Regions from separate parts of the Mus musculus genome. Here region 2 is linked to region 1. The links are chromatin loops, found by intact Hi-C in ENCODE. Cell type or tissue: heart. All regions are shown on one strand. Links, peaks and the distances in the headings refer to the core of each region. The heading gives the core; the rest is flanking DNA.

Region 1 (15,833 bases), core at 4,852-12,851:
AAATCCCTCATAGGGCAAGCCCCTGAAGTTGAGTTTCCCTTCACATGTATTTATAATTAGTATTTCTTGACTGGGTCTCCTTACATTTTTCACTACTTCTGAACTCAGATCATTATACTTGCATTGGTAACACAAATTCTTTTATCATTCATTGAAGAAATCCCTCAAGACTCAATTAAAAGCATGCTCGCGTTTGTGCTCTATACAGACGCACACATAAACACATACACAGTTTTATTGTTGAATAAGTTTACTTCTGTTTCCAGTCCATTCATTACTTTATGGTCCTTATCCATCTTTGTTTTCTTTCCTTGTCTTAATTAGAAATTAGGATAGAATTTGTCAAAGGCCATTTAAACTCAAAGCATCACCATCTAAAAATATTAAAACATCAGACTGGCAGGAGCACTGGGTGGTGAGAAAGATGGCACAGACTCAGGGCAAGAGGAACGTCTGTTAACAGGGATGTTGGAAACTATCTTATGGACAGGGCCACCCAATGAAGCCTCACCGAATCCACATGACTCGTGATTTGCAGCTCAACTACATCTCTACCAAAAAATGGAAATCTATCGTCCTCACAGAGCCAACGCTGAGGAGATGACCAAGTCCCACAGTGATGACTACATTAAACTCTTGTGCTCTATTCGCCCAGATAATGTGTCTAAATACAGCAAGCAGATGCAGAGATTCCGCGTTGGTGAGGACTTCCCGGTAATCGATGGCCTGTCTGAGTTGTCAGTTGTCTATTGGTGGCTCTTTGGAAAGTGCTGTGAAACTTGATACACATCAGAGGGACATCACTGCGAGCCAGGCTGGGGGACTGCATCATGTAAAGAAGTCTGACGCCTCAGGTTTCTGTTACATCAACGATGTCGTCTTGGCCATCCTGGAACTGCTAAAGTATGGCCAGAGGGTGCTGTATGTTGACGTTGATATTCTAAGTGGAAAAGAAAACAACCAGAAGACAAAATCCTGAACTGCCAAGCCTGCTTAGGAGCTCTGTTAAGATGCCCTGATTAAGCTTTCTAGCAGGGGTGACTTGGTGTTCTGTGAGCCCTTTTCAGGCTTGGGTAATATCAGCCATTTTTAGACTGGTTCTGTTTATATCTTCCACAGGTCTTGGGCAGGCAGAAGAACTTACATTGCCCTGCCTTCCCCCAGTTCTCCAGGTGGAGGTTCTTTAGCCTGGCATTCTTTTTGAAATATTTTCTTTTTGTGAGATTCTTTGTAATAAATGTATAACAAAACAGCACATTTCTGTAAAAACAAAACAAAAAGATATTAAAACATGTGTAGACATGCACTATGAATTCCACCAGACTGGTCTATAAGTTACAAACTCACAATTCTGCTTAGCTCCATAGAGTCAGGATTACAGATATAAGCTGCCATATGCCGGCCTATATGGCACTTAAAATGAGTCAACATTTTAACCAATTATAACCATTATCAAGACAAACCCCTTTACATTGTTTTTAATATTTTATTGGTCAAGATATGTTCTGTGCCTTCATAGTTATTTATATTACTATAGCCTGGGCAGTCAACATTATTAAAACAGAAAATAATGCAAAACCATTTGAAATGCTTTGATTTAAAATAAAAATAAAACAAGTATTGCAAATTAAAAGTTATAAGGGGGCTAGAAATCAGTACGAGTATAATGAATGGCAAAATGTTATACTTATTTTTTTCTAATAGAAGCAGCAGAAGAGGGTGAAGAGAAAGAAAGATGGAAACAGGGAATAACAGATATGATATGGTCAAGGTAGATAGCATCATGCCCCATGATTGACAGTCCTTCAGTACAGAGTGAATAGTGTGTGTGTGTGTGTGTGTGTGTGTCTGTGTGTGTCTGTGTGTGTGTCTGTGTGTGTGTCTGTGTGTGTGTCTGTGTGTGTGTCTGTGTGTGTGTCTGTGTGTGTGTCTGTGTGTGTCTGTGTGTGTGTGTTTGTCTCTGTGTGTTTGTCTCTGTGTGTATGTGTGTCTGTGTGTGTGTGTGTCTGTGTGTGTGTGTTTGTCTCTGTGTGTATGTGTGTCTGTGTGTGTGTGTCTGTGTGTGTTTGTCTCTGTGTGTATCTGTGTGTCTGTGTCTGTGTCTGTGTCCGTGTCTGTGTGTGTCCGTGTCTGTGTCCGTGTCTGTGTCCGTGTCTGTGTCCGTGTCTGTGTGTGTCTCTCTGTGTGTGTGTGTGTCTCTCTGTGTGTGTGTGTGTCTGTGTCTGTGTCCGTGTCTGTGTCCGTGTCTGTGTCCGTGTCTGTGTCCGTGTCTGTGTCCGTGTCTGTGTGTGTCTCTCTGTGTGTGTGTGTCTCTCTGTGTGTGTGTGTGTCTGTGTCTGTCCGTGTCTGTGTCTGTCCGTGTCTGTGTGTGTGTGTGTCTGTGTGTGTGTATGTGTCTGTGTCTGTCTGTGTGTGTCTGTGTGTGTGTCTGTGTGTGTGTATGTGTCTGTGTCTGTGTGTCTGTGTGTGTCTGTGTGTGTGTCTGTGTGTGTGTATGTGTCTGTGTGTGTCTGTCTGTCTGTGTGTGTGTATGTGTCTGTGTGTGTGTATGTGTGTGTGTGTGTCTGTGTGTGTATGTGTCTGTTTGTGTGTATGTCTGTGTGTCTGTGTGTGTATGTCTGTGAGAGAGAGAGAGAGAGAGAGAGAGAGAGAGAGAGAGAGAGAGAGAACAAGTTGTTCTACTTATAAGATGTCTATAAAGGAAAACAAAACAGCCAAATGATCACTTAAATAGGAAATAAGGAATTATTATTTGAGATAAGTAAAAGTTTAAAGGCAGGAAATGTAGCTCTCAATTATTAGACTAACCTGTGCAAGGCCCGCCATTCAATCCACAGCACTGCCAGAAATCAAAATCAAAATCAAACTCTAGTAAAACGATAGAATTGGGTATATAAAGATGAATAATATTTTTCTACTTACACTTTTTTTAATCTTTACATATATGAGTATTTTGCCTACAAGTATGTATATGTATCACGCACCTGTGTGGTACTAGAGGAGGGCAGTAGAGGGTATTGGATCTCCTCGAATGGAGTTACTGATGGATGTGAGCCACCACATGGATGTTAGACACCAAACCCAGGTCCGCTGCAAGAGCAACAAATGCTCTTACCCATCTCTCTGGACCCCGAATAAGAATTCTGGAAATATGTCAATAAAAGTTTCACCAGACTAGAGATCTGCTACAAGGGTGTTGCAAGTCAATTTCTTTCCTGTAGGATAAATTCTTAAACATAGTTGACTAATAAGATCTTATAAATGAATAGGAGTTAAGAAATCCTATTAAAGTCTAGGAAGAAAGATACTTATATAAGCAAAGTTCAGATGTGAGCTTTCACAATATATGTCGCCATTAACTTCTCCATCCTTGCCACCCGTAATTTGAGCTTCCAGTTCTCTTGACAGTACATCTTCCCTGCCATCTCCCCTTCAGCCTCCCCTCTCTGTTCCTTTGGATATTTTTTCCCTTTTAGACATGAGATTATTCTCAATTGAAACATCTTACATGAAAGGCATCTCACTTAATTCTCTAATTTAGCCAAAAATAATCATTTTCTAAAGTTCCTCGGATACTTTCGCTGTGCACCCAGATAAGTACAGCTGCTCTAGCCCCCACCCCCATCATTTGCCAATGAAGTTAACTGTGATCCCTTGAATGGCCATGAAGAACCACTGGTCAGGCAATGGAGTTATCCTATCAAATAAGACTAAGAACAAATTATGTCTACAAGGTGAAGACATTTCATAGAGCCTACGAAGCCTAAGGGTCCATTTTGATTCCCAATAGAAAAGCTGAAGGGGCGATCAAGAGCCTTGGGAGAACTGGTTTACTCAGATGACCAGATGGGTAAGAGCAGATAAAATGAAACTAAAGCAAGCAAAAGCTTCAAGGGATGGAAGGCCATTTAAGTGGGCATGAAGGAAACAAATGTGAGAGAAAAGAAGCGTCCACTGGAGGTAGGGCAGGAAGCATTGGGGGCACCTGAGACAGAAATGGTGGAGTAAACACAAGTGATGCTGCCTGGGTACCTGCTCCTGTATCTGCATCTGACATCCATTCCTGCATCAGGAATGGCTGAGGTTGTCTGTCAACAAGATCTGTGCTTCCTTTCCTCTTTGCAGGAGTCTTAGGCTGTGTTGTATGTTCACCACACCCCAAGCCTTTCCCCCTGAGAAACAGGTTATGAAGAAGAGGCTCCCAGCTCCGAAGGTATAAAGAATAAAATTGCATTGGTGCGAAAGGTCAGGTTGTTTTCCTCGGATTTATTTTGCAGACTTAGAATGTTTACAAAATGACAGTGAGGAAGGTCACCATAGTGTCAATTACTGTTTACTGGCAGAAAGGACAAGGGGAGGGGAAAATCTGTTGTTTTGCTTCTCAGTGACAGCTTTAAATCTTCTCATCTTTTCCTCCTGCCAAATCTATTCCCAGAAAGTTTTTGCTTGTTTGTTGGTTGGTTTAATCTAATTTGGTTTTTAATGACAGGGTTTCTCTGTATAGCCCTGGCTGTCCTGGAACTCACACTGAAGACCAGGCTGGCATCTTTCCTTATTGCTCTGTTTTAAAAGTCTATGAAGTTAAAACCTGCCTGGGTTTTAACCTCTAACACTTTTTTTTTAAGGGAAAGAAGGAAAAACATAATTTGCAACTTGCAATGTGAGTTTCGTTCTGCATAAATTGATAATATGTGGGACACATCATAAATGGGTTTACTACTCCTGACTTACCAAACAGCCTGGCACCCACTGTTGCTTCTTTTATTCAAGTGAATCCTTGTGGCTGTCCATCGTAGCAAGACAGAGGAGTCCTATATCTGGTTAACCTGGGGAAAGATCAAAACTCGAAGTTCAAAATGTAATTCCTACTGAATGCAGAGTCAAGTTGAAAACTGTAAATTGTGCCATTGTTAATTGAGAATCATGTGTACTGTCCCATGGAGGAGGAGGAGTCTTGCATTATTACATGAAATTTAATGTCATCTCGTAATCCTTTTACATTTTCCCCCAGTGTTTTAGCATATTGATTAGCCTTTGCAAATACAGACAGTGTATCTCAGTTTGTGAGCATCATCAGGTAACAAACAAAACAATTTTGCACCTCAGATTAACTTGGAAATAGTTTTCTTAGTCTCCACTTTGTACGTACACACACACAAGAAAACGCTTTTCAAAGGTGTCTGTGAGGCTGCAGGTAGCAGTGGTGTAGAGCACAGGCTTACCATGTCTGGGGTATCAAACCCCCCAGTGCCACCAACAAAATTATTCTAAAATCAAACCAAATATGACTATAATCTGGAGATAATAATAGAGACAGAAACCTTCTGCTTCTTATTGTATGTTCCGAAATCACATTCACACTGAGATCCAGATATCAAAAGTAGGAAAATAAGACACAAATAATAAGTCTTTCTGGACTAGCAAAATGGCCCAGTAGGCATGTACACCTACTATAGTAGGTGTGTATACCTACTACCCAGCCCGAGGACCTGATTCAGTCGTCTGGACCCGCATAGTGCAAAGAGATAAGGTCTCCTGCAACTCTTCCTCTGACCTCCCAGACAGAATGAAGAAATGACTCTACTCTCGTCAAGTCTGGGGAGCTAGTGAATTTACTGAGGCTATGTAGCATGGGTACCAAGGTAGCCGCATCACTAAAAGGCCCACTGGTACATGGTGACGACTCACACAAGCTGCATCCGCAGACATCCCTGACTCACTTGCAGGCAGCTCTGTTGAGTCCTCTCTGCTTAGCAACTGTGCTGCTTTTAAAAGTCTCAGGGAAGGGCTTAATGAGCCTTGGGACTCTCTTTCACTTCCTGAGCCTTCCTCCTCCCTCCACAAAGTGATGCTTCAGTTCAGAGGGGATAGGTACACACCATATAATAACATGGTAGTTCTCTGAGCCCTGTAGAACACTAGTACATTCACAGGAGACTCTGCTTTCAAGATCTAATCACCTTCTAATGTCTAGCCTCCTAGTTAGTAATGTACACTGGGGACAGTGAGTATTTCAACACAGGAATTTGAAACGTGAGGGTTGGAAGATGAACGTGCAACCTGTCGCAAGACTGTTAGGGATGAAGTTACTTATGGCTCATGTAAGTTTTGACCTCCATTTCCAAATAACTCCCATAGATAAGCCAACCGCTCCTTCAGGAGACAAACACAAATAACCTAAGAAAGAAGCCATCTCAGTTCCTTCGTGGATGTTTTGGTGATTTGGACGAAGGACACTGTGATGGTTAATACTGATCGTCAGTTCCATAGGGTTTAGAATCATCACGGAAATAAATCTCTGGCCTGTCTAGGAGGGACTTCCAAGATTGAGTTCCTTACAGCAGGAAAACCCATTCTACATGTAGTTGACACCATTCCAGAGGGTCCTAGACTATAGAGAAAAGACGACATGAGCTGAGCACATGCATCTCTCTCTCCCTGTTCCTGTCTCTGTCCTTGTCCTTCTCCTCCTCTTCCTCCTCCTCCTCCTCTGACTGTGGACAAAATGTGACCAGCTTTTTCTTTGTGTTCCTTCTGCCATGCCCTTCCTACATTGGTGAACTGTACCTTCAAACTAGGACCCCCCAAATCAAACCTTGGTTCCTCACGTTTCTTTTTGTCAATGATATTATCACAGCAATTAGGAAAGTAATTATTACAGAGACCTAAGAGTAAGAAATTTATAAATTACCTATAAACAGTTTTCGTGCAAAGTTTCATGGTTTGAAATCAGACGTTGGTAGAAATCAGGGCTATGGAAGTAGCTTAGTCTGTAAGGTGCCTGCTGGGCAAGCATGAGAACCTAAGTTTGATTCTAGACCCCACATAAAAATGCCAGAAAAAGTAGCAACAACCTATAATCCTAGAACTGGGTGAATGAGGCCGGAGGCTGGCTGGGGCTCAGTGGATAGTCGCTCTAGCCTAAAGGTGAGTTTCAGGCCAGTAAAAGAGACCGTCTCAAAGTAGACAGCTGATGTCCACAAGAATGACACCTGAGTTTGACCTCTGGCCTCCACGTGTGTGTGTGTGTGTGTGTGTGTGTGTGTGTGTGTGTGTGTGTGTGTGTGTGTGCATGCACGCAACTCATGCTTCAGTACTATAATATGAGGCTGGCAAGATGGCTCATTAGGTTCAAGCACACGTGTGTGCACGCACATGCACCTGCAGACACATCAGCATCCTACACACAGAAATGTTAAGATGCCACCAAAAAATTAATCATTGTATATTCTATCTTATTTGTAAAACCTTTTTAGCATTTGATTATTTTATGTGTGTAGGTTTGAGGGGGCTGTCCTGGTCTGTGTGTGGAGTTAGATGACAACTTTGGGGACTTGTTTCCCCTCTTCACCGTGTGGCCCCTGGGGGCTTGAACTCAGGTCGTGAGGCTTAGCAGCAAGTGCTTTAGCCTACTCAGCCTCACATGATAGTCCTGAAACCTATGCATCACGACGCTCAGATCTTGGGGCTCCAGTTCTATTTCAGACCCAGTGTAAACATCTGCACCGACAAACACGTGTCACTTGTTATAGCGTCCTAATGGTAAGCGAAAAGTGATTCATTGTAGCAACGGGGAACTCCAATTCTATGTCCCTCTCACCATGGCTAACTTCCAGAGAGCTCTTGTGGTTTATATACCTACCGTTCACAGTCCTTCTTGTCTTTGTAGGACCATCATGCACTCGGACATTAACCTTATGCAGTAGCTGTGCCTGCTCTAAGCAATGAATAATGAATAGGAAAAATCTCTTGTGCAACTGTTAATGCCAAGAAAACGTGTGTGCAGCGCTGAGCTCCGCTGGCCTCCTCTGGGCTAGATAAACCTGATAACCAAGTTTATAATAATTGTGTCTTAATTAAAGTAAATAAATAATGGGTAAGGGCCCAAGTGTCTCCGATTCGTCTTCATAGATGGAATGTACAGACTAGCTTAGAGCCTGGGTCTCTAGACACTGAATCCCATAGAGAGATCAGAGGGATCAGAGGGATTTTTTTCTTCTAGTTCTGGGTTTTGAACATGCATTGACAGAATAGCAGGATTTTATATCTATATTATACTAAAAAAAAAAAAACCCATACATACTGAACCCATGGGGCCAGGCACCAACTGTATAAACAATTCTCCAGTTTCAGAACTCCTCTACCCATAAACTGAAAAATGAACCTTACCCCAACTTTGCAACTTAACATGAATTTTTTTTTTCTCAGAAAATTAACTTTGTGGAGTTAAGGTTAGAAACCCAGCCAAGGGACAAAAGCTACTGGTGTACAAATACACCACTACATTTTATTTTTAGCTGCCATCTTAGCAGCTCAGTGTTCAAATGTGTAATGATAAGGAAGCGCTACCCATAATCTGCCATCTTCCGCTCACCTCTCATTTGCCTTGGCATTAATTGTACATCTTTTAGATCTTCCTAAATCAACACCTATGCTAAATTGCTACTCAAGTCAAGCCAGGGGGCTTATATCTGCTTCCTGTCTGGTCCAGTCTGAAAGCCTGCAGACGAGGCTGTCTACATTTCTGTAGCACTCCAGAGTCTGGCTGGAAGCCCCAGTTGCTGGCAAGCAAACCCTTACTGAACAGCTCTCTCACATGCCTTAAAAATAGCTAGTAGGATGTACTAACACATATCACTCAAACTACAAAACAGCTCCCGGGCCTGGGATTAGGAGAACAGAGGAGGACACCGTGTGTCAGAGAGGATGGCACTAATATTTAGAAATGATTTTCTTCTCCTAAAAAAAAAAACATACTTAAACTTTTAATCAACACAGACTAATTGTGCATGTTCACAAAGTATCATGTGACATTTAAATACATAGAATGTATACTATTCAGAGCAGAGTAAATTTGCATACCTATGACTCTATTATTTCTTTGTGTTAGAAACATTCAGAGTTCTCCCATGGGTGGTGACCACTAGAAAACACATATTTCCAAAGGTCTTAGGAACTGGGTTATCTCTCTCTGTAGAAAAATTACAGTTATGAAGTAGCAATGATACTAAATGTATGGTTAGGACTTCGAGGACCATCGGAAATAGGTGTTTTCTGATAGTTGCAAGCCACAGGTTAGGAACTGCTGTGACCTACTCCATATTTTGACATATATTAATTGTTGTCCGTCAGAAATAATAGTCCAACTTGATATGAATCCTAGACCTGGCAGTGGAACCCCTACCAGGCAGCACAGCAGGCAAGCCATTCTATGTGTAAGAGAGTTTCCTGCCTGGTTTTCCTGGGACACGAACCTTAAGTCCCTGCCTTGGCTCAACCTGTGCTATCAAGTTTCTGCCTCTGTCATACTTTTCACACTAATATTATAATAAGCTCCAGATTTCAAAACTAGCTTTTGTCAAACTCTTCTGCCTTGGCTACATTTGGTGTGCCTTTTCTTTCATTCATTCATTCATTCATTCATTCACTCATTCTTTTCTTCAGTTGAATAAATACCTTTATTTCTAATTAATTTATTTATGTTTACTAGTTATTTCATTGTCTGGGCAGGTTCTAAATATAGTGTTTTCACACAGTAGACAAGTACGCTACCACTGAGCTGTGTTCCTCACCGGAGTAAATACCTTCTCTGCTAGACAAGGCCTCGGTGCTCCCCAGCTGGTGAGACACTGCCCTCAGTTCAGTACCTGGTCTTATTTGCTGAAGGATGAGGCCCAGGGAATCCCCGAGGTTGTTTATTTACCAAAGGAGTGAGAAGTCACTCGTGTCACAGACTTCTTCTCTCCCTGGCTCTCCCAGGAGTGATTATAAGAGATAGTTTTCAAAACAAGACAACTATGGTACCTTTGTTGTTCCTCCCTACCTATGACTCATTCAGTGACGAAGAGTCCGAGCTCATGTTTTCCTTGGCCTCCACCTAGGAGCATTCTGGGAGAACGTGTCCAGAGACTTCCTCCCCCTAATGTAAACCTAGCCATAAGCACAGAGCAGGTAGAGAGTCAAAACCAACTATGACCTAAGCAATAAAAAAATGCCTTTGTGTAAAGTTTCTGTCTTATAAAACTTGATAGCTCTTATCGATCCAAGTGCTAAAGTCCAACTGCACAGGGCACAGCTGAAACACTATAAACTTTGTAACACAAAAAAAGTCAAGTTTGATCATTATGACTGTTCCTTCTGTTTTTTTTTTTTTTTTCAATGAAGCAATGATAATAGAAAATTGTGTTTCTTTAATACAGTAAAACCAGGAGAGCTAGAAAAGTCTCCTCACGAGTGTCTATACATTATCATTTCCAAAAAGTTGTACTCGCCTTGTAATAACATGCTTTTTCCTAGTAAGTGACTTGCCATAAACTTCCGCCTTGTCAACCATTTCTAGCATGTGACAGAATTACTTCTGTCTGTTGGATCAGAAACAAGCTGCAGGTCGAGTAAGACAGATTCTTCAAGCAGAGAGGTGTATTTAAATGTGCCTTGAGGCAGCTATTAAGCAGCTTTTGGTGTCGTACCTTCTTGTAATGTATGTGGTCAGTTTGTCGGAGGAAATGGCGTTCAGAATTCTTAATATCTCACCCTTAGAAATCACCATTTTAAGTAACCATCCCTGGATGCTACTGTCTTTGAGCCCCTGACGGAGGGTGGAGCAAAGACCACCAAGGCTCTGTCCATTCTCAACATGCACACAAGCTGAGACTGAGAGAGAAATCAAAGAACCTGGTCAAGAGGCAAAGTAACCAAGGCTATAACCGTGGATTAAGCAGAGCACTGTGAGAATAAGGGAAGATGGATTGCATCTTGGAAATTAGCAGCCCTGTGTGCGTGCCAGGCCAATGAGAAAATAGGGAGGTTATAATAGGGGAAAGAGTTTGAAGTTTAAGAGATTCAGACTTAAGTCTTAGGAGGTGATGTTCTTAGAGTCCTTATCGTTTCCTTACAGGCTCCTGTATGCTCTGCTTTCTGCAGGACACAGCCTAACACGTATTTACGAGGTCTGTAAAACTCCCGCTGGAACAAAACCTGCTGCTCATTCCCTTGCTTGCCTTCTTGGCCCCTGTTCCTGTCAGAGGAGTTTTGCTTCCCTGGGTCACCCTCTCTGACCTTCCAGCCTCTCTTCTATTTCATCACCTGTTACTTCTCTCAAGCTTGGCCACCAGATGGTTCCTTCCCTTTTCTTCTCTAGCTATGAAATGTATACACTCACCATGCATGTATGCATGCATGTATGTGTATGTGTGTATGCATATCTGTCTGTATGTATATTATACACACATATACACATTTTTTCTGTCAAGTGTTGGTAGTGTGTTCTTGTAATACCAGCACAGGGGAAGCAAAGGGGAATCCCTGAGCCTAAGGGCCAGCCAGGCTAACTAACCTAGGAGGTAAGGTTCAAGCCAGTGAGAAACCCTGTCTCAAAAGGAGGGGCTTGTTTTCTGAGGAACGACAAAAGGTGATCTCTGTTCCACACACACCACATATCTTCTCCTGTACACACACACACACACACACACACACACACACACACACACATACGCATGCATGCACGCACCACCACCACCGAAAACAAAACAGAAAAGCAGCTATTAGAATTTTTTCATTATTTAGTGTTCTATCAACTCAGTGCTTTTCAGTTTCTTCAGAGCAAGGATCACTTGTGCCCCAAAAGAAGTTCATAGTAATTTTTCAACATAATGGGTGAGAGCGTTAAGAAGCCACAAGTTTATTTGAAATCTATTATTGTAAAAACTGCCCTACTATAAAGTTGCTAGAAAAAAATGTCCACTAATTTGTTATTACATTTTCCTAATGCTGGAGAAAAATTAATATTTAACATAATTAGGAACAAAATGACTTCAAAATAAAGACTAAAATTTTAAATTGGGTAAAACAGAAAAGCCATTATACTGTCCTAACTATTCCTGTCTTTTGTACTTAAATCATATAAGTGAAGTATAGGTAGAAACTTGGGAGAAAAATGAAGCAAAAACTAGAAGGAAATATTCACAGAATCAGAAAGAACGATATCTTTGAGTGAGCTAGTTGACCATGACAAATAGTGATGAGCACCCAGGTCCTGGCTTGAGATTCGGGCATTTATCCCCACAATAGCTGGCCAGAGGAGGTGATGGCTTTCCAGGATCTGCCTTAAACAGAAGCAGCTTACCCAAGAAAAGCCCCTATTTGAAGACTGTTTAATGGATGGATGGGAAGATGCAGTATAATCCATTTGCTTCCAAATTGGGCAGTTCTGAAGGGGTAGCTGTCTTAGGGTTTTACTGTTGTGAACAGACACCATGACCAAGGCAACTTTAATAAGGACAACATTTAATTGGGGCTGGCTTACAGGTCCAGAGGTTCAGTTCATTATAGGCATGGCAGAAATAAAGTAGCATCCAAGCAGGCATGGTGCAGGAGGAACTGAGAGTTCTAGATCTTCATCTGAAGGCTGCTAGGAGAAGACTGGCTTCCAGGAAGCTAGGATGAGGCTCTTAAAGCCCACATCCACAGTGACACACCTACTCCAACAAGGCCACACCTTCTAATAGTGCCACTCCCTGGGCGGAGCATATACAAACCATCACTGTAGCCCAGACCTAGCACCTGTGAGGCTGGCTGAGAACTTTGTTTAATTGTGTTGCTTCTGCCCTGTCCTTTGTCCGTCATCCTTTGAGAAGCCAGTTTATAAACAAGCTCCCATCTGAGAGTACTCCAGAATATGTACTTAGACTAGTTGGGAATAAATCACTGACAAAACAACATCAAAGACAACAGCAATACAGACAAGTGGTGTTTTGGTATAGCTTAGATTCAGGGGGTGTTTCCTCTCAACGGCCCATATCATAGAGTATCACTTGCCACTGCGGAACTATTAGAAGCTGGTAGAACCTTCAAGAGATGTTGTCTAACAAGCTCATGAGAGGTCCTTGGGTTATTGGGGGTGTGCCCTTGATAGAGATGGAGGCACACAATCGCTCTCTTTCTAGGATGGCTTTAGAAGTCACTGTTCATTCCGTCATGGCGCTCAACCGTTGTTGTCTCCCAGTGACCTCATGCATCCAGTACCAGGCTTACCCATCTTGAACTTGAACTTCCAAAACTGTGAGCTAAATAAACCTCTCTTTATTTCATAGATACCACATGTCAGGTAGTTCACGCTAGTGACCGCCAACTGTCTACTACAGACATGGAAGTTGACTCAACAACAAGAGGGCTGTGGAGAGCTCAATCAATCAGTAAAGTGCTCCTTGCAAGAATAAAGACTTCAGTTCTTCATATGTCTAGAGCCCATTAAAAAAAAAAAAAAACAATGTACATATGGTGGCATGAGCTTGAATCCCAGTGTTGCAAAGGTGGGGAAAGCTAGATCCCCTGCTCACTGGCAGGCTAGCCTAGGCTACTTAAGCAAGTTCCGATCTAAAAAGGGATCTTAATTCCAAAAGTAAAGTAAGCAGTGAAGAACACCCAGGTTGTCCTGTGGCCTCCACACATACTTGTGCACACACACACACATGCATGCATGCACACAAACACACACAAAGCAACAACGATAACCTAAGACAGGTAGGGAAATATAATAATAAGAGAAGGAGGGACTGTGTCAGAACAGAAGCTAGCCTTCCATGCCAGGGAGCTGATCCCTCCTATGTGTGCAACAGTGGTTTCTAAGATGTAAACAAAGCACGCTCAGGGGTGTAGAAAGTACTTACTATTCATATTTTTAACAATTGCATATTTTTCTGCATATTTCTACATATACATTATGTTGGTATTTACATTATTTAGGTTTATAGACACAGATTTTTCACATGTGCTCTATTAAAAAACAATAGATGTGTTCACTTAAACTTTAGGACGTGCCTGGAGTGGCAACATATGCCTGTCATTTCAGTACTTGGAAAGGTGGCTACAGGATCATCAGGAACATCGTGAGTTTGAAGTCAGCTTAGACTATAGAGCAAGTTTTAAGCAAGCCTGACCCACCCAGTGAGCCCTTGTCTCAAAACAAGACAAAACTGGAGAGTGCACCGTAGACAATAGCGGCATCCATCAGGCCTTTCCAGAGGTCATCTTGTGTAGTAGAATCTTTCGTGTGTGTATTGCTCACAGTCAGGGGTGTGTGTGGAAGTTGGCTAGCTAGAGTCGGTTCTCTCCTTCCACACCTGAGCCCTTGGAGCTCCAGCCCTCCGGCTTGTAGGCAAGAGCCTTTAACCCACTGAGCCACCTACCTGGTCTCAAGCCACCCGAGCAAGCCAAGTGGGAACTAAGAGAAAATAGTGTTTACCAGGACTCACCCCAGACTAATCAAATCAACTCTGTGGGATGGAAAGGCAGGATCAATATCTTCCTCCTTCCCTGGCTGAGTCGCGCTCGCTGGACGCGACTGACTGGAGTTGTAATTGTTAAATCTGAGCTGGCGAACTAAACGCCACCATCGTTCCTTAACTCAAACTAGAAAAGCTTTTCAAAAGCTGCAGGTGGATGAAGGCCAGAGATGTAAGGCATGTTTTTTTGTTGTTGTTTGTTTGTTTTTTACCTTCAGACAGGAGTATGAGTAATAGTTTTTCTCTTCACTTTTTGTTTTTACTTCCTTGTGAAGCCCGGCAGTCACGTGATTGGTGCCAGGCTCTCTCGCTGCGGGGGAAGTAATGAGTAACTCGCTCATTAAAAGCCCTTTTACATAAGCCACTTTCTTATCTGCTGGAATTCGAGTGAGCTCCCAGAGCCCGCTCAGCTTGCATTCCCAAGTTTACACAATAATAAAACCCACACAATAACCCTCTTACTCTTCTCTTACCAGCCCATTATTCAGTGCTGATTAGCTTTGAAATGCAAATAGTCCTATCAAATAGCAAGCCCTGGCTTTCCCTGGGCTGGGGCTGCCTTGGGGTGAAAGTCAAAACCACTGCCTGGGAAGACAAAGTAGCCCTATCCAAAGGCCCCTATGTGATCTCCAATATTTCCAGGATTAGGGGCAGGATATGAAATCTTTGTACTGACTTACAGATAATCTCTGCCACATTCTTATGTTTCCAAACTCCTGATCTGCCTTGACTTGTGGTTAACTCTTTGTTGACCACTGGTTGAACTTTCAAACTCAACGGTGTTTTTGGCATACATGCTTATATCACGGCATAAGAAATAGCACTACTGGGAGCTGTTTTGTTTCCTTTCTAACCACCTTCTACCTTCTGTATCTTGCCTACAACATCATAAATAGTACTTGCTTTTCTTGAGCACAGAGTAGCAACGTAGAGCACAAATACCTTTAATATTACCTAGTTCACTGTCTTCGAAGTATAGATAAGCCGGAAGCCCCCATGCATAAAGAGTCAGTACTGGCAGGCAGGAGGTGTTAGAACAGCTGGAAGCATAGGACGAAAACCTGAGGCTTAAAAGGAGTCAGAAGTTGAGCAAGGCTTAAGGTCGGTTACCAAATCTTGGCTCGATTGCTTAAAGCAACAAAATTCCATGGGGATGCAGTCAGACACCCGGGCCCAGGCCATGTTTTCTAAGGATCATGAAACAGAAAGACACCATCGACGCGTGATAGAAACTGATAGAAACTGCATCCGCTTCCATTCTCATTAAAAATACCTTCTACCACAGAGATGACTGAGAGATATCTGCATTTAGAGAAGAGACTGGTAAAGAACTGGGGGAGAGGAAAACATAGGGCATACCACCAAATGGACAGAATACACTCTAGGGGTCTTGATCGGATGTGCTCTCTGCCAGTTACAGAATCCAAAGGCAGGGGAAATCTGAAGCATCAGGTAACAGCAGAGAAATAGCAAACACTGCAGGCAGAATCAGCAGTTGAAGAAAAGTCTTTATTGGGGGGCAAGGAAACACATACATGCCCAGGCATACAG
Region 2 (15,833 bases), core at 5,263-13,262, 54 kb before region 1:
CAGCCAGGATTAACCAGTTCTGGGTTAAGTGAGAGACTCTGGCTCAAAAAAAGTGAACAGTGATCAAGGAAGCTACCTGAGGTGAACTTTGGGCCTTCACAAGCATGAAGATACTTGTGCACCCACGCGCAGGATGATGCTTTCACGCACATGTGCAGACACATTCTTCCCACTCTTGGCATCCTGTATTTGTCTCCTGATATACATAGGAGAAACAAGTGCGACTGGGGCCAGAAACGCAAATCCATCCTCATTTCAGCATGTGCTGGCATCTAGAAATTTATAGAGCTAAACTACTATTCAAAACGGACTCTGGTTCTAGAATTCCACGCTGTCTATAAGGCTCTATACACTACACTTACTCATCAGAATGAAAACTAATTGTTTTGAGTGAACAATGAAGGCGAGATAAGTTTGCAGTTTTAGAATCGCGCTTTCCTTACCTCCATTGTCTACTGACTCTACTCACCCTTTTCTATGTGAAGAGCCTGAATTATTAGTCCATGGAGAGAGGAAGCAGTTTTGAACACCAGGTGAGCAAACCCTTGAAAAAATCTTCCTGGCTAGAAGGAAAGAAGGAAGGAAGGAAGGAAGGAAGGAAGGAAGGAAGGAAGGAAGGAAGGAAGGAAGGAAGGAAGGAAGGAAGGAGAGAGAGTGGGTGAGGGAAAGAGAAAGTGAGGGTTGGAGCGAGAGAGGGAGAGAGAAAAAGAGAAGACTGTGACGCATTGTGTTGGTGTCCCCATCCTCAGAGACAATACAGAGAAGTCTCTCAGTCTTGCAGTGCAAACAGTAATTAGCAGATTCACAAAGCCTGATTATTATCCTTTTTGTTGCAGCATTTTCTGTTTAGTCCAAACAACAGTTTACTAAAGCCTTTGCTTATCCAGACTAGGGGATGTCAGGACAGCCACAGGCTTTAGCAATCCCCTCACCGGCTTCGCTTGCATCCTCTGCCTGCCCCGGTGGCCCCGGAAGTGGAGGAAGGACTCTGCCCATCCCACACTGCTCCTGGTCTGCATCCCACACCTGCCTCAGAGTCATGACTGCTTATCTCTCTAATTCCTTGCCTGCCTCTTCTCACACCAACAAGGGGTCTTGGATTAAAGCACAAAGTGTTTTGTTTTCTTTTGTTTTGTTTTATTGTTTTGTTTTGGAAGACGCTGTACTTCGATTTATAACATGAAGGGTCCCTTGTGCTGCGATTCAGTTATTTCTTGCGTCATTCTTATGTGACCTGCTTTGAAAAAAAAAAAAAAAAAAAAAAAAAAAAAAAAAAAAAAAAAAACTCCACACATTGTGTTTCCCTAATGCCTTGACCTGAAAAGGGTTTTTCTTCTATAAAACAAGACTATCCAATGTTGCTGAATTAGCTTTTAGAAAACACTGAGTTATTGTGTCCAGCAAACTACAAATCCAGAGCCATCGGTAAGTTTACTTAAAGAATGACAGATCCCATTTAAATACTGTCTCAAAAAAGTTTATAAGCCTTCTCTTGCAGTTGGACGGTTACTTCAACAACGGCCACCAGGGGGTGCTTTGCGTCTTCTATTTTCAATAAACAGCCTGCTGTAGTTAACGGCACCGCACATACAGAGTGACTTAGAACACCTATAACCTGTCCTTTCCACTCTTTGTGTAGGCAAATTAACATGTTCTCATTTTTTATATTAGCCCTCATGTATCTTAAATCAATAAGGGGAAAAAAACTCCCTTCCTGTTTAATTAATACTCACCTATTTATACTCAAATAATCACTTTCTTGGAAATTTTAATTCTGAATGGAACTTTTTTTCTGTTTTCATATTCCCACTGACATGAGAAATGCATGTGTCAAGTATTAAAAGTAATAAATTTTTCAAATCCAAAACAGTCATTCTATATGCCTAAAAGCTTTTAAAGTAAAGCCATGTTTAGTATGCTTACATATGGTTCCCAAACTTTGTACAGGACACACTTATTACACAGCGCACTGTCTTGGACTCTCACACCATAGTCCTGCTTGATTCCCAAGCACCCAAAGTTCTATTTGCTAAGAACTCTTACTTTGAATAATGTAAAGTGTATTTAAGTTCAGACCATCCAATACCTCTTTATATACATAAATGGGGAAATAATTTATCTTTCATTATATCTTACTGGCTCTGTTAATTCTACTTACAAATTGTATTATATGACAGTGTTTGTATGGGATCTGGAAGGATTTCAGCTGAATAGCTTGGATCTCTGATGTGGGTACAGTTACGATTGACTGAGGACATAGATAAGATTTCCCGGAGACTGAGGCAGGCTTCGAAAGATAACTCAGTCCCATGGTGCCTCAGCTCCCTACTTGATGTATGGTTAGATTGGATCACTTTCTCACCACGTGGACTTCTCTAGAAAAGGACTTGCAGGTCCTTAGTTGTAACAGCTCCCAGAGATGAAAGAAAATGGCTCTATGGCTTTCTAGGACTTACCCTTGAAAGTAGCGGCCCCACCCCCACTCCCCAACACTTCTGTCAGATTACATTCCTAAAGTGCTGGTCAGTTGGTTAAGCCCACACCCAAGGAAATGGTTAGACTCTATTTCTAAAGGAAAGATTGTCAAAGAACAGTTGATCGTTTAAAAACCATCACAGTACCAGTCAGGCACCTGTCAAACATCAGAATGAGATTAGCACCGCTGTCATCATTTCCTGACTCTCGGATGTTTTCGTGTGGGCTCTGCTTTCGACCACAACAACCACTGAAAACTTCGCCTCACAGATGTATGTCTTCGGAGAACCCAATGAGGTGCAATTTGCAACCTCCCCTGAACGCGCAGTACCCGTGACGGCCAAGAGATGTCGCTGTTCTCTCTCAAAAAAAAGCCACGTTGCCCACTGAGCTCCCAAAATAACGCCTATGAAACTACTAAGCCATTTGGAAATTGACGTGATCGCCTTTTGCTCAAAGACAAAAAATGAAGGTTGAAAGTTAATGCAGCATTCTGAGGGGGCTACTGGGAATAGAAGGGTGGGGCGGGGCGGAAAGGAACGTAAAGACGATCAACACAAAGTGGGCTGTGAAAACACAGTAATCTGTTACTTGCGGGCTGAGTTTAATGCTACTAATAAGGATTATATTCTCATGAAATTTCGCAGTTACCTAAAATTCTGTTAGATTTTTCTTTTTTCTCTTCCAAAACTGAGAACCCTATGCCAAATCAGGCTTCCGGTTTTTGTAGTAATTTTAAGAACACTCAGTGGCAAATTAAAGTAGTGTTGAGACAGACAGACGTTGAGAGAGAGACAGAGCGAGAGAGCGAGTACCTTCAGCTGGTACTTATCACGAAGCCTGATCTGAATTCAATCCGGGGACACATGACAGGAAGAGAGACTCACACCCCACACCCCACACCCCACACCCCACACCCCATGCACACGAGCACACACAGGTGCGTGTACAGATGCACACATGGAGGCCAGAAGTTGATGGCCAGCGTCTTCCTTGATTGTTTTCCACCTTCTATAAGGAGGCAGAGTTTCTCACTTGAGCCCAGAGTTTGGTGACTGAAGTAATCTACCTAGCTAGCCAGCTTGCTCATTGACACACAAACACCCATGCAGAAGTAAATCAATCAATAAATTAAAAAAATGTAAGAAAGAAATGCGTAGATGATGGATGGGTAGATGGATGGATGGATGGATGGATGGATGGATGGATGGATGGAGAGAGATATAATAGATAGATAGTAGATAGTTGATTAGGAAAATTATAAATGAGGAGGCTGTTTCTATCTGTGGAAACAGAGGAGCCTTCTACCCCTGTCTGCTTTACTTCCTTTTCCTCCAGGGTATCAATATCAACTCTACGCTAGCCTCAAATCCAGAATCTTTCTGCTTCCAAAGTGCTGAGCCCAGCATCAATGTCAACCCCAAAACAGCTGAATATGGAGGAAAAGCCATTCAAGGAGGGGGAAAAAAATAAATCAGTTTAAAACTTTAGCTTTAAAAATTCAGGTGTGAGACTCTGAGTTTGGCCCCTGACTGTGCAAAAAGCTCAAAAGATAAAAATGAAAAGAATCACCAACCAACAAAATTGTGCCTCACTTAATCTTTTTCATAACTTCTCTTTTTCTTTTCTAGCATAAGGCGTTTTAGTGCGGGCTTCGAGCCTCCACCAAATGATCACATGGCCGTTACTTCCTTACTCAGAGAAAGTTAATCTTTAGTAAGAAGGGCAAATATTTGCGGCAGATAAAATGAAACACGTTTCTTTTTGTACTTGCCTGGAACTAATTTCAGTAAGAAAAATTATTTTAAGTTATAAGCTCACAAACACGAAAGGAACAGAGGAAGTGGTTAAAGATTACTGTCCACAAAATACCAAAACAATACCAAATTCTTGGTACTGTGAAAATAATAAGAAGCCAGTGGTAAAGTGACTCAGATGTCGGCATTCTGTGCTCTCCTAACAGCTTGGAACAGACAAACCCAACTAGAAACATATGCACTCACGTCACAGAAGATATGAGGGAGGGGCCAGATTCGTGTCACCAGAGAATGTGGGGGCTCCAAACAAACTGGGTCACTTTACTAAAACCTTCATTAGTAGGCTTTCTGTCCCTCCCCATAATCCACACTGGCAGGTAGCTTCATGTACAGAAGAAAGCGTGGGCTTCCTGCTGATTCTAGACGTAGATGTTCAATGAGTCTACATGCAAAAGAGCAAGCTCTCTAGCACCCTGAGGACACTGATGGCTTCTGCCCTGTCATGTGACACTATAGAGACGACTGGGAAGCTCCAGTGTGTGTGCGCGCGCGTGTGTGTATGTGTGTGTGTGTGTGTGTGTGTACACATGTGTGTACATATGTGTGTGTGTGTGTGTGTGTGTGTGTGTGTGCATGACAAAGACACCAGGGGTCACGTGACACTATAGAGACGACTGGGAAGCTCCAGTGTGTGTGTGTGTGTGTGTGTGTGTATACACATGTGTGTGTACATATATGTGTGTGTGTGTATGTGTGTGTGTGTATATATATATATATATGACAAAGACACCAGGGATCATGTGACACTATAGAGACGACTGGGAAGCTCCAGTGTGTGTGTGTGTGTGTGTGTGTGTGTGTGTACACATGTGTGTGTACATATATATGTGTGTGTGTGTGTGCATGACAAAGACACCAGGGATCACGTGACAAATGTCTCCAGCATATATAGAGATAGATATGTACCTTTTTTCTCGTGTGCCCAGTCATAATCCTGACATGGTACTAACTGATGGCCACATGCGTCAAGCCTGCAGCACTTCAGCGTCCCATGCTTTCTAAAACCAACATAACTTCAAATAACTCCCATACAAATCCCGAAGTTGGAACAATGAACTGTTGCATCCTTTTTATTCCTATCCCCAAAGGCTACCCCCCCCCTTTTTCTACGTATGTTTTTTTTTTTTTTTTTTTTTTTTTTTACCATTTGTCTTTCTCTCTTTGTGCCACTATTAGTCGTTCACTGAACCTTCTATTTTTAATCTTGGGCTACATGTGTGCATGTGGTCACACATATGAACATGTGCTCACTTATGTCCATGTGTGTAGAGAACCCGTGTTGGCATGTGTGTAGAAGCTAGAGTTTAACATTAGGCATCCTTGCTCTCTGTTCATGTTATATACTGAGACGGGATCTCTCCCTTGAACCTGAAGCCTGCCCTTCGAGCTAATGTAACTAGCCAGTATGTTCTCTGCCTCTGTCTCCCACATGCTGGAACTGTACGCAGGATGCCACGCCTGCCTGGCATTTACTTGGTTGCTTGGAATCTGAACTCCAATCCTCATAGGTGTGTGGCAAGCACTTTACCCACCGAGTCATTGCCCAGCTCCCTCTCAAATTCCAAAAAGAAAGCTTCAGATGCCATGTTCCCTCGCACAGTGTGTAGCGTGTAGCTCCCCAAAACAAAACAACTTCAGATTTTGCTAGAGTCCCAAACAGTCTTTCTTTCCTTTTGCCTCCAAGAGTGGAGCAAGAAACTGATTTGGGTTTTTTTTAGGTCTTTTCAGAGTAATCCTACCAAGAGCACATCTCTCATTCTCTGGAGTCTGCTATCGTTTGAAGCCAGAGCATCTCCTAGAGCCCCAAGGCCTAAAGGCAGAGTCATCCGCACTCAATCCTCGTAGGAGGTGATGGCACCTAGAGGAATATGACAATGAGCCCCATAGGGTCATATACAATGCCTGCCCGCCAGGGTGTAGATTCGGTCTCCTGGGAATGGAACCGTTTAAAGAGATAACAAAGATTAAAAGGTATGGCCCTGTTGGAAGAAGTGTCTCACTGGGGTTGGTGAGCTTTGAGGTTTCAAATGCCTATGCTAGTCCTAGTGTCTAGCCACCTATGGCTCAGGGTGTAGCTCTTAGCTACTTCTCCAGCACCATGCATGCCTGCTAACATGCTTCCTGCCATGATGCTAATGGATGAAGCCTCTGGAACTGCAAACAAGCCCCCCTCTTAATGCTTTCTTTTATAAGAGCTACCTTGGTCATGGTCTCTTCACAACAGATCAGTGACTAACAAAGGAGGCAGAGCCTAGTGGAGAGACGTTTTGCAACTGGAGGCATGCCTTTGAAAGATCAGACCCTCGGTCTAAATCCCTCTTTCTGACTCCTAGCCCTCATGAGGTGAGCAGGTTTCTCTGGTACAAGTTCCAAATGTTCAAAGCAACAGAGCTAAGCAAGCACTCACCTGTCGCTTACTATACAAATAGGCTGCATGTGTTTATGTTGGCCTCTGCACCCAACAAACAAATCACATATTTAAAGTGGATTTAAGTTGTCAATGAGGTTAATATTACTAAAGACCTGGAAACCACAGCTCAGGACACTACAACAACACAGGACACTACAGAGCACCTCTTGGTTTCCCTCCTAAGGACAGGGAAACCCTCTGAAGGGGAGCTACAGCCAGCTGCCACTGCCCAGCTCTGCCCAAGAGAGAGTATCAACTACAGGTTCTGAGCTGCAGAAGGTCAAGTTTTAAAATACAGTTTCTATTGAAAGAAGAGCAAAGTCGAGATCTCCTGCTAGCCTGAGAGCATGGGGGGTAGGGGGGCACACTTCTTTACCTGTAGGCTTGGCAGAGAAGTCTAACACCAAAACTCTCTGACCGTAAGCATATGTGAAAGGTCCACAGCAAATCGTTGTCCAACCCCTGTGTGACTCGGTTCTGATAGGAACGACAGCAACAGCAGAGTAAACATTGTGTCTCAATCGAACCAAGAATTCTGTCAAATGAGTTGGGTCTGCGGGAAAACAGAAAGTGTTTGCTTAGTGTCTTGAATTCTCTTAGTTTTATAATAAGAAATAATGAACAACTATCAAATGCTGAAACTCAAAGCAGTTGAGTGAAAGCTGTGTTGTTCTTGAAATGTTGGGAAAGAACTGGAAATGTTGCCTGTGATGGAGCCTCTTGGTACAGTTAACAATTTTCATTTCATTGAAAAGCTGAAACAAGTAATGTGGATTTAGCCCTGCAGTGGTGGCACATGCCTTTAATCCCAACACTTGGAACGCAGAGGCAGGCAGATTTCTGAGTTCGAGGCCAGCCTGATCTACAGAGTGAGTTCCAGGATAGCCAGGGCTACACAGAGAAACCCTGTCTCGAAACAAACAAACAAACAAACAAAAAGTAATTTGGTTTTACTTGTAACTTTTCATCACAAACTAATATTTTAACCCTGTACATGACTACTTTCATAAAAACTAGATTAGAGAACTGGAGAGACAGCTCAGCAGTTAAGAGATCAGAGGACCTGGGTTCAAGTCTCAGTGCCCACATGGCAGCTCACAACTGTCTGCAACTCCTGTTCCCGGGGATCTGAGACACACAGAGAGACATACCTGCAATCACATCACCAATGTGTATAAAATAAAATATATAAATAAGTTATTAAAAAAATGAAGATGGGTTTTTACAAAAAACAACTAGATTGGAGCAGGGCCCACTGGGGTGTGTTGCAGTCTAAACTACTCAGGAGGTCAACGTGGGAAGTAGTCGGAGACCAGCTTGGGAAACATAGCAACAATCTCATCGATAAAGAAAGAAAAACAGAAGGGAAGAGAGAAAATGAGTTCTTGAGACATCATAGTTATAATACAATCATCTTATCACATTGTATTTTAAGGAAATTCAATCTGTCTCTAATGAATCTGAGGACTTAATGAAAACACAATCACTCCAATTGTTTGAGGAGAAAGGCTTTCAGGGGCATAAATCCGGCCCCCGGATCTTAAGGAACGCGCTTGCAGGAGCTCCATCAGGCAACCCTGAGAGGTAGGTCTGATTGGCTCAACACTCCAGTGTGCACTGGGTCCAGTTGGTCCCCTGCTCTTCTCAGCAAACACTGGAGGGAGACGATGACATCATTGCTAGCACCGTGTTTTCAGTAATCTCTCCCTTATGCTCTGGGCTGTGTTCACAACAAAGAAAGCTTGACGTTGTTCCAGCTTCAAGGCTGCTGATTCTCAGGACCTAAAACAGTTGAGTAAAGTGAAAAGGAGGGGGATGGTGAGATGGCTTAGCGATTAAGAGCACTGACTGCTCTTCCGAAGGTCTTGAGTCAAATCCCAACAACCACATGGTAACTCACAACCACCTGTAATGAGACCTGATGCCCTCTTCTGGTGCATCTGAAGACAGCTACAGTGTACTTGTGTATTATAATAATAATAAATAAATCTTTTTTTTTAAATGATATATACTGATACACATGACATATGATATAAATATATGATATATGTATATATGTGTACATATATATACATATACAGTATATATATATATTTGGATATATAATATTTATATGTGTGCATACATGAACACTATAAATAACTACTTCTACAGGGTCAAATTAGGAAATGTGGAAGGAAAAGTAGGGGCTTTTCTCCCAACTAGAATACTTCTTCTTTTTTTTTTTTTTTTCTTTCTAATTTTGTAGTGCAATGAACCTATAGATGGAATTAAAATTTAAAGGTGATGTCATAAACTTTTCTTTCACATTCTTCTTCAGGTCTACCTGGGTAGCAAAGTCTCCTGAGGGGATCAGCATATGATATAATTTCAGCAAGGGGTTTTTATTTTTAGCTTAGGTGTGTGTGGGGGGGGGTACTTTTAAAACACCATATGCCCACATTCTCTCAATTTGTAAACTAAAAACTTTTCCTGTAACAGAAAATGTTGATAGAAATATTAAATCCAACCCTCACTGGCCTGGCTCGTCGTGCACAGGACACTTTATGTTGCTCTTGTTAATGAGACAGGAAAAGGCAGGCAGAGTCTGTGATTGCAAATTCTTTACTCTTGCTAAGACTAAGGAGATGAGAGCAAAAAAAACCAATGCCTGAGAAGTGTGTATTCTGAAGTGAGTTATTATGCACCGGGATTTTCAAAGCCATGAACACAGTAGGCCTTGAGTTTCCTTAGTTTTTTTTAAAAATATATAATACACATTATTGGGCAAACTGACAAAGGAAATATAAAAATGAAAGGGGAAGGATCCATACTCAACCTCCTCGTTCATTGCTATGTTCTGTCGCTTCTGCCCAGAGGATAGCAGACTTTTCTGAAGGTTCTGTTTGATTTTCAGAAATTTTAAATAGCATGTTCTAATTGGATAGAAAGATATATTCATAGCAGCTTTTTTTTCATAATAACCAGAAACTGGAAACAACCCAGATCTCCCTCAATGGAAGAATGGATAAAGAGAATGTGGTACATCTATACAATGGAATACTGCTCAGCTATTAAAGACAAGGACATCATGAAATTGGCAGGCAAATGGATGGAACTAGAAAATATCATCTTGAGCGAGGTAACCCAGTCCCGAAAGGACATGCATGGTATGTAGTAAGTGGATATTAGCCAGAAAGTACAAGGTAACCACACTAAGATACAGAATCCAAAAATGCTAAATAACAAGGAGGGCCCAATGGAGTCTGCTTGAATCTCACTTGGAAAGGGAAATAAAACCGTTATCGGTGGTTGATGGAGGAAAAGAACCGTGTGGGAGAGGGGATGGAGAAGGGAATTGGGATAAGGTATAGGGAGAGCCAGGGAGAGAGGGCCAAGAGTCAATGGAAATTGGCATATTGGGGGGGGGTGGATCTCTAAGACATGCAGAGATCTGGATGGGTGGGCCGCTATGGGGAATCTATGAGGACAACTCTAGCTGAGACTCCTAGCATTAGGTGACTTGAGCCTGAAGTGGCCACCACTTGTATCCAGGCAAGACTTCTAGTAGCGAGATAAAGACACCAACCAACCCACCCACAAAACCTTTGATCCAAAATGTGTCCTACCTACAGGGACAAAGATGGAGCAGAGACTAAGAAAATCACCATCCAATGACCGGCCCGACTTGAGACCCAGCCCATGGGCAAGATCCAATCCCTGACACTATTATGCTTGCAAACAGGAGCCTATCATAACTCTTCTCTGAGAGGATCTATCCAGCAGCTGACTGAAACAGAAGCAGAGATCCACACCCAAACATTGGAGATTGCTGAGGGAATCTTATAGAAGACCTGGGGGAAGGATTGAGGGACCTGGTTGTGATAAAGACTCCACAGGAAGATTAACAGGGACAGGTGACCTGGACACTTTGGGGGCTCCCAGAGATTAAGTCACCAACCAAAAAGCATACATGGGCCGAACATAAGTCACCTGCACATATGTAGCTTGGTCTTCATGTGGATTCCCAATAACTGAGTGGGGGCTGTCCCTGAATCTGTTTCCTGTCTGTAGATCCTGTTCCCCTAAATGGGCTGCTGCCTTGTCTGGCCTCAGTGGGAGAGGTCCGACAGTGACTTGATATGCCAGAGTTGGGGAATACCCAGAGAGGCCTCCACCCTCTCAGAGGAAAAGGGAATGGGAGGATGGGGGCTTGCGAGCAGGGTACTCAGAGGAGAGGGATGTAAAATTAGTTACTTACTTACTTAGTTAGTTAGTTAGTTAGTTAGTTAGTGGAGAAACACACTAAGAAAAAATGGTATGAAGTAGATGTCACTATAATTGACAGATTCACATCATGGATTTATCTGTCTCAGAGCGTGGGGGTGTGGGTTAGGGTTGTTGGTTGTTTTGTTTTGTTTTTCAACTCCCATCAACAGATGCTATCAGATATTCTATCCAGGGAGCTGAATGAGATGAGAACAAAAATGTGTCCTGATAAATCCCTTTCTGTGTAACTCAACATATGTGCTCTTAAAAATGGATTCCCCTCTCATTTTTAATTACTTTGAGAGTTGAAGGGTGTAATTTCATCATATTCATCCCTCCCGTAATTCCTCTCAAATACATTTCCACCCTTCCCACCTAACATTGTGTTTGCTCTCCCTCTCCCCCTCTCCCTCCCTCTCCCCCTCTCCCTCCCTCTCCACCTCTCCCTCCCTCTCCTGCTCTCCCTCCCTCTCCCTCTCCCCCTCTCCCTCCCTCTCCCCCTCTCCCTCCCTCTCCCCTCTCCCTCTCCCTCCCTCTCCCGCTCTCCCTCCCTCTCCCTCTCTCCCTCTCCCTCTCTCTCTCTCTCTCTCTCTCTCTCTCTCTCTCTCTCTCTCTCTCTCTCTCTTTCTGTTTTAAACCCATAGAGTACAGCTGTACTGTCCAAATCCTGTAGGATATATAACTCTCCATTGAAACATAGGTAATCTACCAATGGCTTCACCCTTAAAGAAAACCAACTCTCTCCTATCAGTTATCAATCGCCAACAGCTCTTTAGCTAGGGTGGACTTCATGTCTGCATCTCCTCTCCGTGCTGGTTTGAGCTTGTACCAGTCTTTTGCATGCTGTCACAACCACTGTGTGATCAGATGTAAATGCTTTGCTGTGTTTGGAAAAAAACAACAACAACAACAACACGTTTTCCTTATAGTTTACTGCTGCTGGCTCTCACGTGTCTTCTCTACCATAATTCTGAACCTTGATAGGAGGGATATGAGAAACCACTGAGGACCAAACATTCCCCGGTCTTTTATTTTCTGAACATTTACCACTTGTAGGTCTTTGATTAATTGCCCGTCTACTGCAAGAAGAGGTTTCTCTAAGAAAGACTAAGAAACACACTCATCTATGGATATGATGATGAGTCACTGTGATTGTTTTAATACCATATGTGATGGCTACTCCTGGATGTCAACATAAATACATCTGGAATGAACTACAATCCAGAATTGGAGGGTTCACCTGTGATCCGGATCATGAACCTGAAAGACAAAGGCTTCTGACCCAGGCCATGACATGGAGATCTTGAGGCATCGTAGCCATGAAAAGCTGAGGCCCAGGCAAGGTAGTATACACCTTTAATTCCAGGAGATTGAGGCAAGCAGATATCTTATCTTAAGGTCAGCCTGGGACAAAGCACGTTCCAGATCCAGGCACGGTGGTACACACCTTTAATCTGAGCCACACCTTCTGCTGCAGGCCTACATAAGGACATTGGTGGAAGGCTCACTCACTCTTCTTTGCCTGCTTGCACTTACTTGCCCAGCACATCTGTCAGAACCTACGTCTTCAGGATTCCAGCTTATACAGAATAGCAGCTGAAACAACTACCTTGCAGGACAATAGCAACTACTAGATTTTTGGACTTTCCATTCACAGCTGGCCATTGTTGAGTTAGTTGGACTATAGACTTAACAGTTAAGTCATTACAATAAATTCCCATAACATATCGAACATTCTGTAAGTTGTGTGTCTCTGGAGAACCCTGACTAATACATTATACCTTTTTTCACAGTAATAGTTTAGGTTTTCTACTCGAGCCTATGACCTGTCAACCCATGGGTTCTTAGCTTTGATAATCATGTCAGGTATGGATTTCAACTTGTGAACCAGTCATATATCCAATTAGAAAGTAATTGGTTACTCTCATATTTATACCACTATTATACTGGTGAGCATTCCCTGCCAGGCTTCTTGTTATCAGAGTCACATCTGGGTAAAATCAATGACTACTTTTTTTTCCTTTGGTAGCATGTGCAAGCAATTTCTAGCACCAGGAAGGTTTGGCAGTAGGTACCGAACTTATAGGTCGGTACCAGCGTGATCTCTCCATGTTCTGGGACTCAAGTGTGTGGTGTCTTCAGTAATAGTATCTTGCCATCAAGTTCTGCAGTATCTTATAATGTGTGGGGAGTATATGGGACCTCACTGATCAAGAGGTACCCCATTTCTGGTACTGAACACTTATTTGTTACCTATAGGTTCAGTTAGGGGCATTATTTCCGATTATTATAGGATAGCTCCATTTAAAATTGTTTATATATGCACATGTATACACTTCAGGAAGCTTTTATAGTTGCAGATTCCCATCTGGCTTTTCAAAATGCCTTTACAGTAAGTGAGCCCTCGCCATATTCCCTCATCTACCCTGCCCTCCCGGCTCCTGCCTCATTTAACCATTCCTACTCCATTATCTTCCTTTAACCCTTTAAACCATTGCTCTCTTGTTGTCTCCACTCTCTTTGAGATGGCCCAGCATAGCCCCTTACTATTTTCATGACCTCTAATGGGCACTGCAAATATAACACACACCCCAATCATAAACAACACATGACCCTTGCTTTTCTGGTTCTAGCTACCTGTACTGTGGGGGATTCTGTTTCCAGATCCTGTGACTTTCATGATTTCCTTTTTTTCTTAACAGCTGAATAATATTTAATTGTATAAATTCACCACATATTCATTATTCATTCATCAGGTAATGAGTATCTAGGGAGCAGCTGGGAGCAGCGGAGTTCCACGGAAAAGGAGGTGGATCGGGAGGAGGTAGCCATTCCTTGCAAGCAGTTGTGAGGCTTGGGTGACCAAAATGGAGGCAGTTTTGGGAAGGGGAGCACACATGGTGACTCCACGTGTGGTATCTTGAGAGTCCTTGCTAGGGAGCAGTCTTTGATCAGGTGACTCACAAAGACTAAAACTGTATAAAAAGGATATTGCCCAAGAATCGCTAACAAGAAGCTTGGTTAAGATTGTTAGGCAGCAAGCGTCATCAATGACTTCATCACATGGAACAAACATCCAAAAGGGCACTGAATGTGACTTCTGAAATCTCTGTGTAGTAATAATCAGGAGAGGATGAGTGCAGGGCTTGCTATGTGGACAGGTTTAAGAAAAGAAAAAAAGAGAGAGAAACCCTTAGGAATTTAGTGCAGGAATCGCCCTACTCCAGTAATCGAGTCTCAAAAGGACACCTTCTAATTAGGAAAGGCTGTGAAGCACACGTCATTAGGTACAAAGCTAAAACAATGAGCATTTAACTGCCCTGGGACTGACAATGCGGCCAGTGCTAGGGTTTTCTTCTCAAATGTATAAAGCCCTGGGTTGGATCTTCCACACTGCATAAGACTGGGTGTGGTGGAGAAGATGGAGACAGGAGGATCAAAGGGAGTTGGAAGTTAGCATGGGCTATGTGAACCCTTGGTTAAAAAACAGGTAGAGGGTTAGAAATATGACTCATGTGTTAAAGGCTGAGGCTTACAACCAAAAGGAGGAAGAGGAAGGGGAGACAGAGAGAAGGGAAAAAGAGAGAGAAGGAGGGAAGGAGGGAGAGAAGGAGGGAGAGAAAGAGAGACCTGTAGATCTAAAAATATATACACTATATACTAGTGGAGATCCATCCATGATAATACTAAGTAGAAACCAAGTTTGAGATATAGGTCTATGATAAGATAGGTTTAGGCAGAAATATTCAAATAGGCAAATACGGGAAATATGCAGGTGAATAATCTCAGACATCTTCAAACTTGTGTTTCTGAGGAACTTACATACCATAAGGCCATTAGAATAGAGTGTTCACTCACCATCTGGGGCTAGAGAGTTAAGACTTCTTAATTGTCTCTGTGGTTAAGAGTTCTTACTGCTCTTGCAGAGGATTCATGTTCAGTTCTCAGTACCCGTGTTGGGTAGTTCACAGCTGCGTACATGTGTCTCCAATGCCAGGGGATCTGATGACCTCTTCTGATCTCCAAAGACACTCTTATACACATGTTCATAGCCACACACACACACACACACACACACACACACACACACACACCAGTACATACAATTTTATAAGAAAAAGAAATTAAGAAAAATGGAAACTCAACATGTCTGGCATAGAAAGCAAGGGGGAAAGACTACAGGGCACTTGTCCTTGTCCACCATAAGCAGAAAGTGACAACTCTTCAGGACCAGTGGGACTCCCAGAGAAGAGGAAAGGAACAGTACCAGGAAGTGGAACCCAAAGAGCATACCCATGACTGAAGCAAGAGGTGTGGCGGAACGACTGCTTTGCTACACAACAAGCAAACCAAAACAAATTCCTCAAGCTGAACAGGTGCTTGGGAAGTCCCTGCGTAGCAGACACCCAGCTCCCTCCCCTTCATCCGGAGAGACTAGAACACCCATCCCAGCCTGCGTACTTCACGAAAGAAACCGAATCCATATTTCTGGAATTCTCAAGTTGTTCGACTTCCCTAACATGAGGCCACTTCAGATGTGATCTGTTTCGTTCTTTTAACAGTCAGGTTGTGATGTCAAGTACGAATGCTGTTTGTTGTTGGCTCCATGGGGACTCATAAAAATTCCATGCTCTTAGGAAGGGAATTTGTCCGAGTATTTGACACAGGAACCTCTCCAAATTCAGGAAACGTGTTAATTGTTATTGCTTGATTACTAATCTCAGTCATACTCTTAAAGGCACACAGGAGCCTTTATTGTGAAACACTGTTGCTTCGCATAAATCAGTTTTAGAGTCAATTACCCAAGTTGTTTTGATTAAGCTCCAGGGTTCTAACCTACCCACACACCTTGCTGACCTATATCTGCCTTTTGTTTTTAAAAG

What was found. Hi-C counts contacts between places; a loop is a spot of excess contacts. Peaks named below come from ENCODE experiments on the same cell type or tissue, not always from the same donor. Only the 100,000 strongest peaks of a DNase experiment are listed, where the experiment ranks them.
Region 2: it touches region 1 in a loop (2.5-fold over the local background); 3 of 42 quality-filtered maps call a loop at or near these places.

Annotation. Positions count from the first base shown.
Region 1 is chr16:78,250,629-78,266,461 of GRCm38, forward strand. E330011O21Rik (RIKEN cDNA E330011O21 gene) reads right to left here and starts at 4,826. Exons shown (of 4, transcript NR_045698.1): 1 at 4,732-4,826; 2 at 2,809-2,839; 3 at 1,145-1,260; 4 at 233-940. In heart, for the core only: no CTCF peak of the experiment used is centred there; a DNase peak (open chromatin) is centred at 8,553; H3K27ac peaks cover 380 bases.
Region 2 is chr16:78,196,145-78,211,977 of GRCm38, forward strand. No RefSeq gene overlaps it. Among named protein-coding and RNA genes, the nearest start is that of Gm31613, 19 kb to the right of the region's middle. In heart, for the core only: a CTCF peak has its summit at 8,645 (motif pointing left); no DNase peak of the experiment used is centred there.